Linked DNA regions of Homo sapiens: region 2 is linked to region 1. A link is a loop called in an ENCODE intact Hi-C map of the cell type or tissue named here. Cell type or tissue: chondrocyte. All regions are shown on one strand. Each heading gives the region's core, and the rest is flanking DNA. Links, peaks and the distances in the headings are about the cores only. Region 1 has its middle 5.8 kb from the start of SULT4A1. Region 2 overlaps LINC01639 (long intergenic non-protein coding RNA 1639).

What was found. A loop is a pair of places that touch in the nucleus more often than their neighbours do. Peaks named below come from ENCODE experiments on the same cell type or tissue, not always from the same donor. Only the 100,000 strongest peaks of a DNase experiment are listed, where the experiment ranks them.
Region 2: it touches region 1 in a loop (4-fold over the local background); 2 of 110 quality-filtered maps call a loop at or near these places.

The regions. Positions count from the first base shown.
Region 1 is chr22:43,865,604-43,870,976 of GRCh38, reverse strand. No RefSeq gene overlaps it. Among named protein-coding and RNA genes, the nearest start is that of SULT4A1, 5.8 kb to the right of the region's middle. RefSeq lists a silencer at 2,834-3,128. In chondrocyte, for the core only: no CTCF peak of the experiment used is centred there; a DNase peak (open chromatin) is centred at 2,936.
Region 2 is chr22:43,405,466-43,410,838 of GRCh38, reverse strand. It overlaps LINC01639 (long intergenic non-protein coding RNA 1639), which reads right to left. Exons shown (of 4, transcript NR_146918.1): 4 at 1,158-1,753. Among named protein-coding and RNA genes, the nearest start is that of MPPED1, 3.9 kb to the left of the region's middle. In chondrocyte, for the core only: no CTCF peak of the experiment used is centred there; a DNase peak (open chromatin) is centred at 3,038.

The sequences.
Region 1 (5,373 bases), core at 257-5,256:
ACTAAAAGTAGAACTACCATTTCATCTAGCAATCCCGCTACTGGGTGTCTACCCAGAGGAAAAAAAGTCATTATATGAAAAAGATACTTCACATGCATGTTTGTAGCAGCACAGTTCTCAATTGCAAAAATGTGGAACCAACCCAAATGTCCATCAATCAATGAGTGGATAAAGAAACTGTGGTGTATATATATGATGGAATGCTACTCAGCCATCAGCCATAAAAAAGAAATGAATTGACGGTATTTGCAGTACTTGCAGCAATCTGGGTAAGATTGGAGGCTATATTCTTTTGTTTTTTTTTTTTGAGACAGAGTCTCGCTCTGTCACCCAGGCTGGAGGGCAGTGGCGCAATCTCGGCTCACTGAAAGCTCCGCCGATTGGAGGCTATATTCTAAGTGAAGTAACTCAGAAATGGAAAACCAAATATTATATGTTCTCACTCATAAATGAGAGCTAAGCTATGAGGATGCAAAGGCATAAGAATGACACAATGGACTTTGGGGACTCAGGGGGAAAGGGTTCTAAGGGGGTGAGGGATAAAAGACTACAAATTGGGTGCAGTGTACACTGCTCAGGTGATGGGTGCACCAAAATCTCACAAATCACCACTAAAGAACTTACTCGTGTAACCAAACACCACCTGTTCCCCAGTTACCTATGGAAATAAAACATTTAAAAAAACTATAGTCCAGTATCACAACCAAGATACTGGCATTGATAGATCAATTCACATGGAAGGGTCCCTTATGTTTTCCTTTCATAGGCACACTCATTTCCCTTCTGCTCCCACCCTCTCCTTAACCCATAACAAACACTTGTCTATTCTCCATTTTTGTAATTTTGTTATTTCAAGAATACTATATAAATGGAATAATATAGTATGTAATCTTTGGGGCTTATCTTTTTACATTCAGCATGATTCTCTGGAGATTCATCCAGGTTGTTGCATTTATCAATCGTTCATTCCTTTTTTACCGCTGAATAGTATTCCATAGTATGGATGTACCATAGTTTGTTTAACCATTCGCTCAGTGAATGAATATATCAATACTTTGTTTCCAGTTTTTGCTGTTATGAATAAAGCTACTAGAAACGTTAAAAAAAGAATATTTTCTATCTGTGATTCCAAAAGGGGGTAGGATATAATGAGGCATGCCCGACCACTGCTTCCCATCATATATATATATATATATATATATATATATATATATATATATATATATATATAATCATGGGATTACAGGCACACACTACATCTGGCTAAGTTTTGTATTTTTAGTAGAGACGGGGTTTCGCCATGTTGGTCAGACTGGTCTCAAACTCCTGACCTCAGACAATCTATCCTCCTTGGCCACCCAAAGTCCTGGGATTACAGGCAAGAGCCACTGCGCCCGGCCTTTTTTATTTTTTATTTTTTTAAATTGAGATGAATCTCACTCTGTTGCCCAGGCTGGAGTGCAGTGGCATGCTCTTGGCTCACTACAACCTCTGCCTCCCAGGTTCAAGCTATTCTGGTGCCTCAGCCTCCCATGTAGCTGGGATTACAGGCGTGTGCCACAACACCCGGCTAAGTTTTTGTATTTTTAGTAGAGTTGGGGTTTCATTATGTTGGCCAGGCTGGTCTCAAATTCCTGACCTCAAGTGATCCACCCGCCTTGGTCTCCCAAAGTGCTAGGATTACAGGCATGAGCCACCACGCCCAGCCTCAAGGGCCAGATTCTTTACTGCATCCTGTTTCATCAGCAAGGTCTTTGTGACCCGTACCTTGTTCTGACCTACTATCTCATTCTGTGACTAAGAATGCCTAGCCCCCTGGGAATGCAGCCCAGTAGGTCTCAGCATTATTTTACCCAGCCTCTGTTCAAAAAGGAGTCACGCTGGTTTGAATGCCTCTGACAATATGGGATGATACATTTCAATTTGCACCTATTTATCCAATTTGTCTTTTCTCCCCTTTTCTCTATCTCAATCTAACAACCTCTAACCCAAATTTCTCCAAAGCCATCAGCTTGGGTTTTTTGTTTGTTTGTTTGTTTGTTTGTTTTCTGTCACCCAGGCTGGAGTGCAGGGGGCATGATCTTGGCTCACTGCAGCTTTGACCTCCCAGGCTCAAGCAATCCTCCTGTCTCAGCCTCCTGAGTAGCTGGGCATGTGTGTGCCACCACATCTGGTCAATTTTTTCTATTTTGAAAAAGATGGGGTTTTGCTGTGTTGCCCAAGCTGGTCTCGAACTCCTGGGCTCAAGTGAGCCTCCCACCTCAGCCTCCCAAAGTGCTGTGATTACAGGTGTGAGCCACTGCAGCCATCCTGGCTTGGCTTTTGATATGTGAAACTTGTTTGAAGTTTCAAAGCGGGGAATTGAAGGAAATTAAAATATTTCACATCAAAATATATTTCTTTGACATATTTTGAAATGGCTGCCACTTGGTCATCTTGACAGAAGTGGCCTTGCAAAGCTGCCTTAAGTGGGGAAATTTGCATCTGTAGAGAATCTCATGCATGCTGCCAGGCCCTTCCCCTCCCCCACCTTTCTATTCTTTCCCCAGACCCAAGAGCGATTGGGACTCTCACACCCTTTACCATCTATTCTCTCCAAGGGAGGCTTCATCCACATAACAAGGACATCTTTGCTAGTCCAGCTTCTTTTCCCCTCTTATAATCTGTTTTACTAGAATCTAAGCTCCTGTTCTTTCTGTAACCTCAAAATGGTATGTAAGATTCTGTAACTCATGGGGAAGCTGGGCCTTCATTCTGAAGGCTCCCGTGTATGCACATTAAATTTGTATGCCTTTTCTCCTATTAAGAAGAAGATAGCACATAGAAATAGGAAAAGATGCCCCAAGACAGAACATAACAAAGGAAAATCAGGGGCGTCGGGAGTTGTGGTCACCCAGCGTGCCAGGATGGAAGGGCAGGGGGATAAAGGGGAAGCTGTGCGTTCAGCACCGCGGACAGCGACCTGCCTTCCCTGCTGTCTCAGCAGCCTTGGGAATGGGTATCAGAGGGCTGAGATTTGGAGATCTGCTAGATTAAGCTTACTGAAGAAGAGCCTCTTCAGGACAAAGTGCTATCCAGCCCCTTCTTATGCCCCTTCTTATGCAGCGGTGAGGTTTTCTCTATTCAAAGGCTCAGGCCTTGATGGACATTTTCGGCTCATGAGAAGTTACTGCTTTCTGCTCTTTAAGGATATCTTGTCAAAAAACAATTGGTCATAGATGTTTGGGTATATTTTTGAGCTTTCTATTCTGTTCCATTTATTTACATGTTTATGCTTATGTCAGTTACATATTGTTTTGATTTACAGTGTTAAGGTAAGTAGCTTTATAATAAGTCTTTAAATCAGGTAGTGTGAGCCCTCAAACTTTGCTATTCTTTTTAAAAATTATTTTGCCCATTCTAGGTTCTTTTTCTTCTTATTTATTTATTTATTTATTTATTTATTTTGAGATGGAGTCTCGCTCTGTCGCCCAGGCTGGAGTGCAGTGGCACAATCTCGGCTCACTGCAATCTCCACCTCCCGGGTTCACGCCATTCTCTTGTCTCAGCCTCCCCAGTAGCTGGGACTACAGGCACCCGCCACCGTGCCCGGCTAATTTTTTGTATTTTTAGTAGAGACGGGGTTTCACCGTCTTAGCCAGGATGGTCTCGATCTCCTGATCTCATGATCCGCCCGCCTTGGCCTCCCAAAGTGCTGGGATTACAGGCGTGAGCCACCGCGCCTGGCCTATTTTTCTATATAAATTTTAGAGTCAGCTTGTCAATTTCAACAGCAGAGTCCAGTGGGATTTTACCTGGAATTGCACTGACTCTATAGATAAATGTGAGGAGGCCAGGCACGGTGGCTCACGCTTGTAATCCCAGCACTTTGGGAGGCTGAGGCAGGCAGATCACGAGGTCAGGAGTTTGAGACTAGCCTGGCCAGCATGGTGAAACCCTGTCTCTACTAAAAACAATACAAAAAAATGAGCCGGGCATGGTGATGCATGCCTGTAATCCCAGCTAGTCAGCAGGCTGAGGCAGGAGAATTGCTTGAACCCAGGAGGCAGAGGTTGCAGTGAGCCAAGATCGCGCCACTGCACTCCAGCCTGGGCGACAGAGTGAGACTCTGTCTCAAACAAACAAACAAAAAAAAGTGAGAATGGGCAGAATGGGCACCTTAACAATGCTGAATCCATTAACAGGGTATAATTCTCCATTTCTTTAAGTTTTAAAACATTTCTCTCACTCATGTTTTGTAGGTTTTGCTACACAAATCTTGTGCATATTTTCCTACATATATTATAAGTATTTAATAGTTTTCAATGCTATTAAAAATGGTATTTTTGAAACTGCAATTCCCAATTGTTGGTTGCTAGTATGTATAAATAGGATTGTTTTTATTTGTTGGCCTTGTATCCTATGACCTTGCTAAACTCACTTATTAGTTCTAGCAGCCTTTTTGCAAATTCCTAGGGATTTTCTGTTAATAAAGGTTTTTCTTTAGGTTTCTATTCTGAAAAAAAGTTAAATGTATAGAAAAGTTTACTGCAATTGCGGTAGGCAGAATAACAGTCCTCCAAAGATGTCCACATTCCAGTCCTGGGAGCCTGTGAATATGTTATATTATATGTCAAAGTCAAACTAAGGTTGTAGATGAAATTAAGGTTGCTGATCAGCTGATCTTAAAATAGGGAGATTATCTTGGATTATTGGGTGGGTACAATGTAATCACAAGGGTCCTTAAAAGTGGAGGACGGAGACAGAAGAAGAGTCAATGTAAGAGCGATATGGCCAAGCGCAGTGGGTCATGCCTGTAATCCCAGCACTTCGGGAGTTCGAGGCAGGTGGATCAACTGAGGTCGGGAGTTCAAGACCAGCTGCACCAACATGGAGAAACCCTGTCTCTAATAAAAATACAAAATTAGTCGGGCGTGGTAGTGCATGCCTATAATCCCAGCTACTCAGGAGGCTGAGGCAGGAGAATTGCTTGAACCTGGGAGGCGGAGGTTGCAGTGATCCGAGATCGTGCCACTGTACTCCAGCCTGGGCAACAAGAGTGAAACTTTGTCTCAAATAAACAAGTAAACAAAAAGAGTGATACGATGTGAGAAAGACTGTGTCTGCCATTTTGAAGATGGAAAGAGACCATGAGCTAGAGAATGTGGGTGGCTTCTAGAAGCTAAAGAAAGCAAGGAAATAGGTTCTCCCCTGGATCCTCCAGAAAGGAATGCTAGCCCTGCTGACACCTTCCTTTTGGTCTAGTGGTACCAGCATCAGACTTCTGACTTACAGAGCTGAGTTTGTGGTAATTCATTATAGCAAAATAGAAAATGACTACATAATGAACATATATCATCACCTACATTCACCAATTGTGGCTTTTCCCACATT
Region 2 (5,373 bases), core at 111-5,110, 460 kb after region 1:
CAGGAGAGAAGGCCTGGAAAAGACATCCAGGCCGAGGGAATGCGGCATGCAAAGGCCTTGGCATGTGAGTTCATTGGGGCTAGAGACAAAGGAAAAGCAAGGGAGGGAAGATGAGGTGGCAAGGCTGGGAGTGAGGGAACAGAAGCCAGATCGGGAAGAGCCTTGGATAGACTTTATCAGGGGCAGTGGGAGCCATAGAGGGTTTTTAAGCAGGGCTGTGACTTGGTCACGTTTATCTTTTTACAGCTTGTTCTGGCACCTCTAAAGACAGAGGTAGAGGGGGAGAGGCTGGGCTATGGAGGGAGAGGATGGAGGCCTGGGGCCCTCAGGCCAGAGATGGGGGGCAAGGGCTGGCCGAGGAGTCCTGAGGCAGTCACCCCCTCCTGCTTCCTTGTCTTTAGACCCCAATTCTCTCTCAGGGAATCCCAAACTCAACCCGGGAGCCTCTTTCTCCTCCTAGGCTACAGGCTTCCTGAGCACCGTGACTTCGAGGGAGGTGAAGGAGAAAACTGTCATGCCTGCCTGGGAAGGCGGCTTGGACTCAGTGTCTCAGCAGACCCCACCTGCCGCCTGCCTGGGACAAAGCCACAGCTTGGCTGTGGCCTCTGGAGATCACAAAGGACAGTGACAAATGTGCCTTCCTGGTCCCTGGGTCGAGAGCAGAGGTTCCTGTGACACTTGTCCTCCAAGGCCAGCTTCCCCACCACCTCCAGTCCTACCAGAACTACCCTCAAGTCCCAGAGCATCATCTCTTACCTTCCCAGGGTACACATTTATTGAGCATCTACCATATTCCTGGCACTCGGCACTTGCTTTGAAGCCAAGCATGAGCTCTCCACCAGAGGGACCTGGTGCTACCTGCACCACCCAGTCCCAGGCGCAGAGCTCTCAGCTTGACCCACACTGTCTTATGTAGCCCTCATGCCTCCCCTGGGCCAGGCTGCATCCCAGAGGTCAGCCTCCCCAGCGCCTAGTGCTGCATCCCACAGGGCCTGGCACTCTGTAGGTGCCCAGGGAATGGTCCCTAAAAGATGAGGGAATGAGGAGTGTGGGATGGGCAGGATAGACCCACTCCTAAAAGAGCAACCATTCTGGCAAACACAGCACACATTCTGCTTTTGGAAAAATTTAATAACACAGTGGCACTTGTTCATGGAGACTAATAGAAACACCACACAATCCCACACTGCTAAACCAGCCAGGAGATGGCTCGTTCTGCTGGAAAACATTTCCTAGGCGCCTACTACGTGCTGGAGGCCAAGGCAGAGAAGGAAGAGAAGGAAGGCACTCTGTCATGGGAGAAGCAGAAGGTCAGCAGATACTCATGACACCAGGGAGAAGAGGGCAGCCCAGGGCAAGGAGAGCAGCACATGCAGCCAGGACACTTCAGAGGAGGCAGTGTGTGTGCTGCAGAAGAATCTAGGGATAAATGGGAGAGGGGCAGCCAGGCAAAGGGACCAGCCTGTGCAAAGGCTCAGAGGCTCCAAAGTGCATGTGCGATATCCCCTGGCCAAGAAACTCACCTTCCAGAAAGGCGTCCTGAGGCAGTAACTGCAGGCTGTTTATAGCAGCCCAGAAGTGAAAGCAACCTAAATGCCCAGCCAGAGGGGATCCGTTTTTTAAATCCTGCTATGTCTGGGGAGTTTCAAATAGCCAAGTCCTGTTGCTGAAATGCCACATGGGAAAATGGGCTCCATGCTCACCACCCATCCCGCGAACGAGCGAAGCAGGTTACACCAGAGTGTGCCCGAATCTGTGTTTTGAAAAATGAAAAAATAGAGGGAAAGAGGAGAAAGAAGTCAGGAAGTAAATACAGCAAAATTTCAACCCTGATGATAAGATTTTGGGTGGGGGTTGGGGGAGTCTACTTTATTTATGGGAATTTTTTGTCTCCTACTTTCCCGCGATCATCAGGATGTCACGAAGGATGGTGAGTGTGGGGCATTCAAGGAGGGGTGTGGGGTGTGTGGGGTCCCTGCAGGGCAAGGGCTGGGATGAGCTGGAGGCCTGGGTGGCTTCGCTGACAGAGTGACCTAAGCTTTCATGCCTTCCTCGGGTCCTTCATGGTGACTGGCTCACAGCCAGCATGCCAGAAATGTTATTAATCAGCAAATATCCACATGCACTGTTTTAGGCCCCAGGAATCACTCTGGCAGAGAAGGGCAGAGGAGTTCAGAGGACATGAAAGTCATCATGGGCTGGGGCTTGGGAGAGGCTCCCAAGAGGAGGTGACGCAAGCTGGGTCTTGAAGGATGGAGCCCTAGTTTCATATCCCCACCTCGGCCCTATTAGACCCCAACAAGGTCTCTACCTGCCAGCCAGGTCTGTGTGGATCCTGACACAGCCCAGGGCAGGGTCAATTTTAGTCCAGCTATCTGGCATGGTCCTCATCCTGGGCCTTCCTCTAGGCCTAGAGCCCAAGGTGGAAAAGCCACACCTTATCAGGGACCCTGGGCCCTGCTCACCTCCAGCAGGCTCAGGTACAGCCTGCAATGACTATACCTACTCTTAAACCATGCCCTAACCAAATTCTGCTTTTGCCATTTAACAGCTCATGAGTCTGAACCTCAGTCTCTTCTGTAAAGCTGATGCAATAATCCCTACCTCAAGGGCCGTGCACATGCAGAGTGCAAGGTGCACAGTAAACATTCAGCAAGCAGTGGCAGCTCACACTGTCACAGTTCTAGATACCAGGTCTGGGGATCTGGATTCTAAAACCCAGTTCTGTTACTAACTTGCTTGGGACCTTGGGACATTCTCATGTTTCTCTGAGCCTCAGTTTCCTCAGCTCGAGGAGAAAGGGGATGGGAAGGCTCACTCCTGAGCTTGCTCATAGATGAAATGACAAGCTATGGAAAGACCCCAGGAGCTCCCTCCTCCTGCCCCCAGCTAGAGTTCCAATTGGACCACTGGCCACATGAGACGCCCACCCCACTCTGCAGCATTCCCTGCCATGTAACTCCAGGCCATCACCCAGAAAGCCAGGCAGGAGCTGGATGGAGGCCAAGCCCAGGCAGGGCCGGGCTCCTGTGCAGTCTGCAGGAGCCAGGAGGATATGCTCCCGAGGTGGGGGCTGCTCCTGGTGCCACTCCTGGTCCTCCAGTCACCACTTCCAAGCCTCCCCTGTGGGTGGCCTGAGCTCACGGTACCTATGGCTCTTGGCCCCTCACATGCTGCCTCTGAGCCCTTTGCTGTTTGAGAGAACTTCTCCAGATGGCTTCTAGCTGGTTTATTTCTCACAACAGCCTGGTTGGGACCTCAGTGAGGGGCAGCCCTCCCTGTGAAGGGAGACTAGAAATCCCATTTTATAGATGAAAAAACCGAGGCTCCAAGAGGTTTCGAGACCTGCCCAGCTGGTATAAAGTTGAGATAACAAGGCCCATCTTCAGACTCTAAGACACCCGCTCTTCCCTCCACCCAGCTCCCCTGCCCCCCACCTGGTGCCAGACCAACTCCTTCAAACCCTGCTGAGGCCCCCAGCACATCTCAGCTACCATCCCAGCACTGCTACGGGCAGATGGGCTCTTCTGAGCTGTCCAGGGTCCTGGCCATGCCCAGCCCTGCCTCAAGGCCTTCTCTGATCCTTCCCTGGCTGCCACCTCTCTGACTTCCTGGGTAGCAACAAAAAGTGGGAACATGTGGCTGGGCTTGGTGGCTCATGCCTGTAATCCCAGCACTTTGGGAGGCCGAGATGGGTGGATCGTCTGAGATCAGGAGTTTGAGACCAGCCCGACCAACATGGTGAAACCCCGTATCTACTAAAAATACAAAAATTAGCTGGGCATGGTTGTGCATGCCTGTAGTCCCAGCTACTCAGGAGGCTGAGAGAGGAGAATCGCTTGAACCCGGGAGGCAGAGGTTGAAGTGAGCCGAGATCGTGCCATCGCACTCCAGCCCAGGTGACAAGAACAAGACTCCATCTAAAAAAAAAGAAAAAAGAAAAGTGGGACTATGTGATGCCGGGCCTGGCCCAGGTCTTCCGGTCCTATGCTGCCTGTGTACCCTTGGACACCACACTTCAACACTCAGGGCCTCAGTTTCCTTTTCTGAAAAATGGGCACAGCATGGGGCAAGCCAGGAGGTGGTTCAGACTCAGCCCACCTCTGCAGTTGTCTCTGCCTCCTCCTCTGGGCCAAGCAAAGCCAGAGACTCAGAGGCATTTGGGCCCAGCCCTGCCCTTGAGCAAGAGGTCCAGAGGCTGTGAGGCTTGAGAACACAATGACCATGCCCTGCCAGGCCGAGGGGCACACGGGCTGAGGAGCACAGTGGGGCCTCCCGTCCCTCCTGGAAAGCAGAGAGGAGAGGAGCTTGGAGAGTGCCCTTGACAAGGGCAGAGAGGGCATAACGGGCAGAGGGAGCAGAAGCAAAGGCCTAGAGGCAGGAACCAAAGGGGAGGCTTGCTCAGAGAGTGCCTGGGAGGCAGAGGCGGCCCCTCTTCGCTGCACTGTCAGTGGCCACAGAGAAGAACACCAGGGAAAGTGGTCGGGGCCAGGACCCGCCCTGGGGAGATCCCTCAGGCAGTGGGCAGAGGCGGAAGACTGAAAGCCAAGTGCAAAGCAGAGGCAGCAATCCAAGGGACAGAGTGTGGGGCGGGGACAGAGGGATAGCGAGGAGGGGTCCCCCCGAGGCAGAAAGGCCAGAGCTACATGGCTTGTGGCATCGCAGTCTCCACAACACCAGCTGACCCTTGCTAAGCATTTGCTCAGCCTAGGGGCTGTGCTGGGCTCCTCATTCAATCCTCATGACCACCCAACCTGTTCACTGTGGAGTGGTGGCAACGGTGGCATGAACTGGGACACTATGAGGTCCACAGGCTTCCAGTCACCCCCTCCAGCTGAGCTTCTGATTTGTCTAACATCCCCGAGCTCAGTATCCCCACCCAGAGAGTAAGTTGCAGAGCCTGGGGCATCAGGCTCTGAAAACCAGGCCCTTATCACTGGGGACATTTTTCCCTACCGTGGGAGTTTGGGTGAGCTCACCAGCTCATGGCAGGTCCCCTGTGTCCTCTTCTCTCTGGGATTGACATCTCCAGAGCTGCCCCTACCGCAGGCTCATTTGCCCATGCCACCCACAGAAGGCCCAGGTGTGGGGGCCAGCAGCAGGAACCCTGGGTTCAAGTCCAGTAGTCTGACCCCAGAGCCAGGTCAACAGTGGTGCCAGAGTCAAATGTGGGGAAAGAAGGAGCCAAACAGGGTTTGCTCCTGGGACCCAGGAAAGGGATGAGTGAGGGAGGTCCTGGCTCCAGCCATGAAAGCCCAGACCCAGATCTCTGCCCACCCCCAGCCCCAAACACCACCCTCACCCACACCAGACAGGTCCATGGGTGGCTCGGATAAGAAAGGGCTCGGGACATGGGCCTGAGTCTTGGCACGA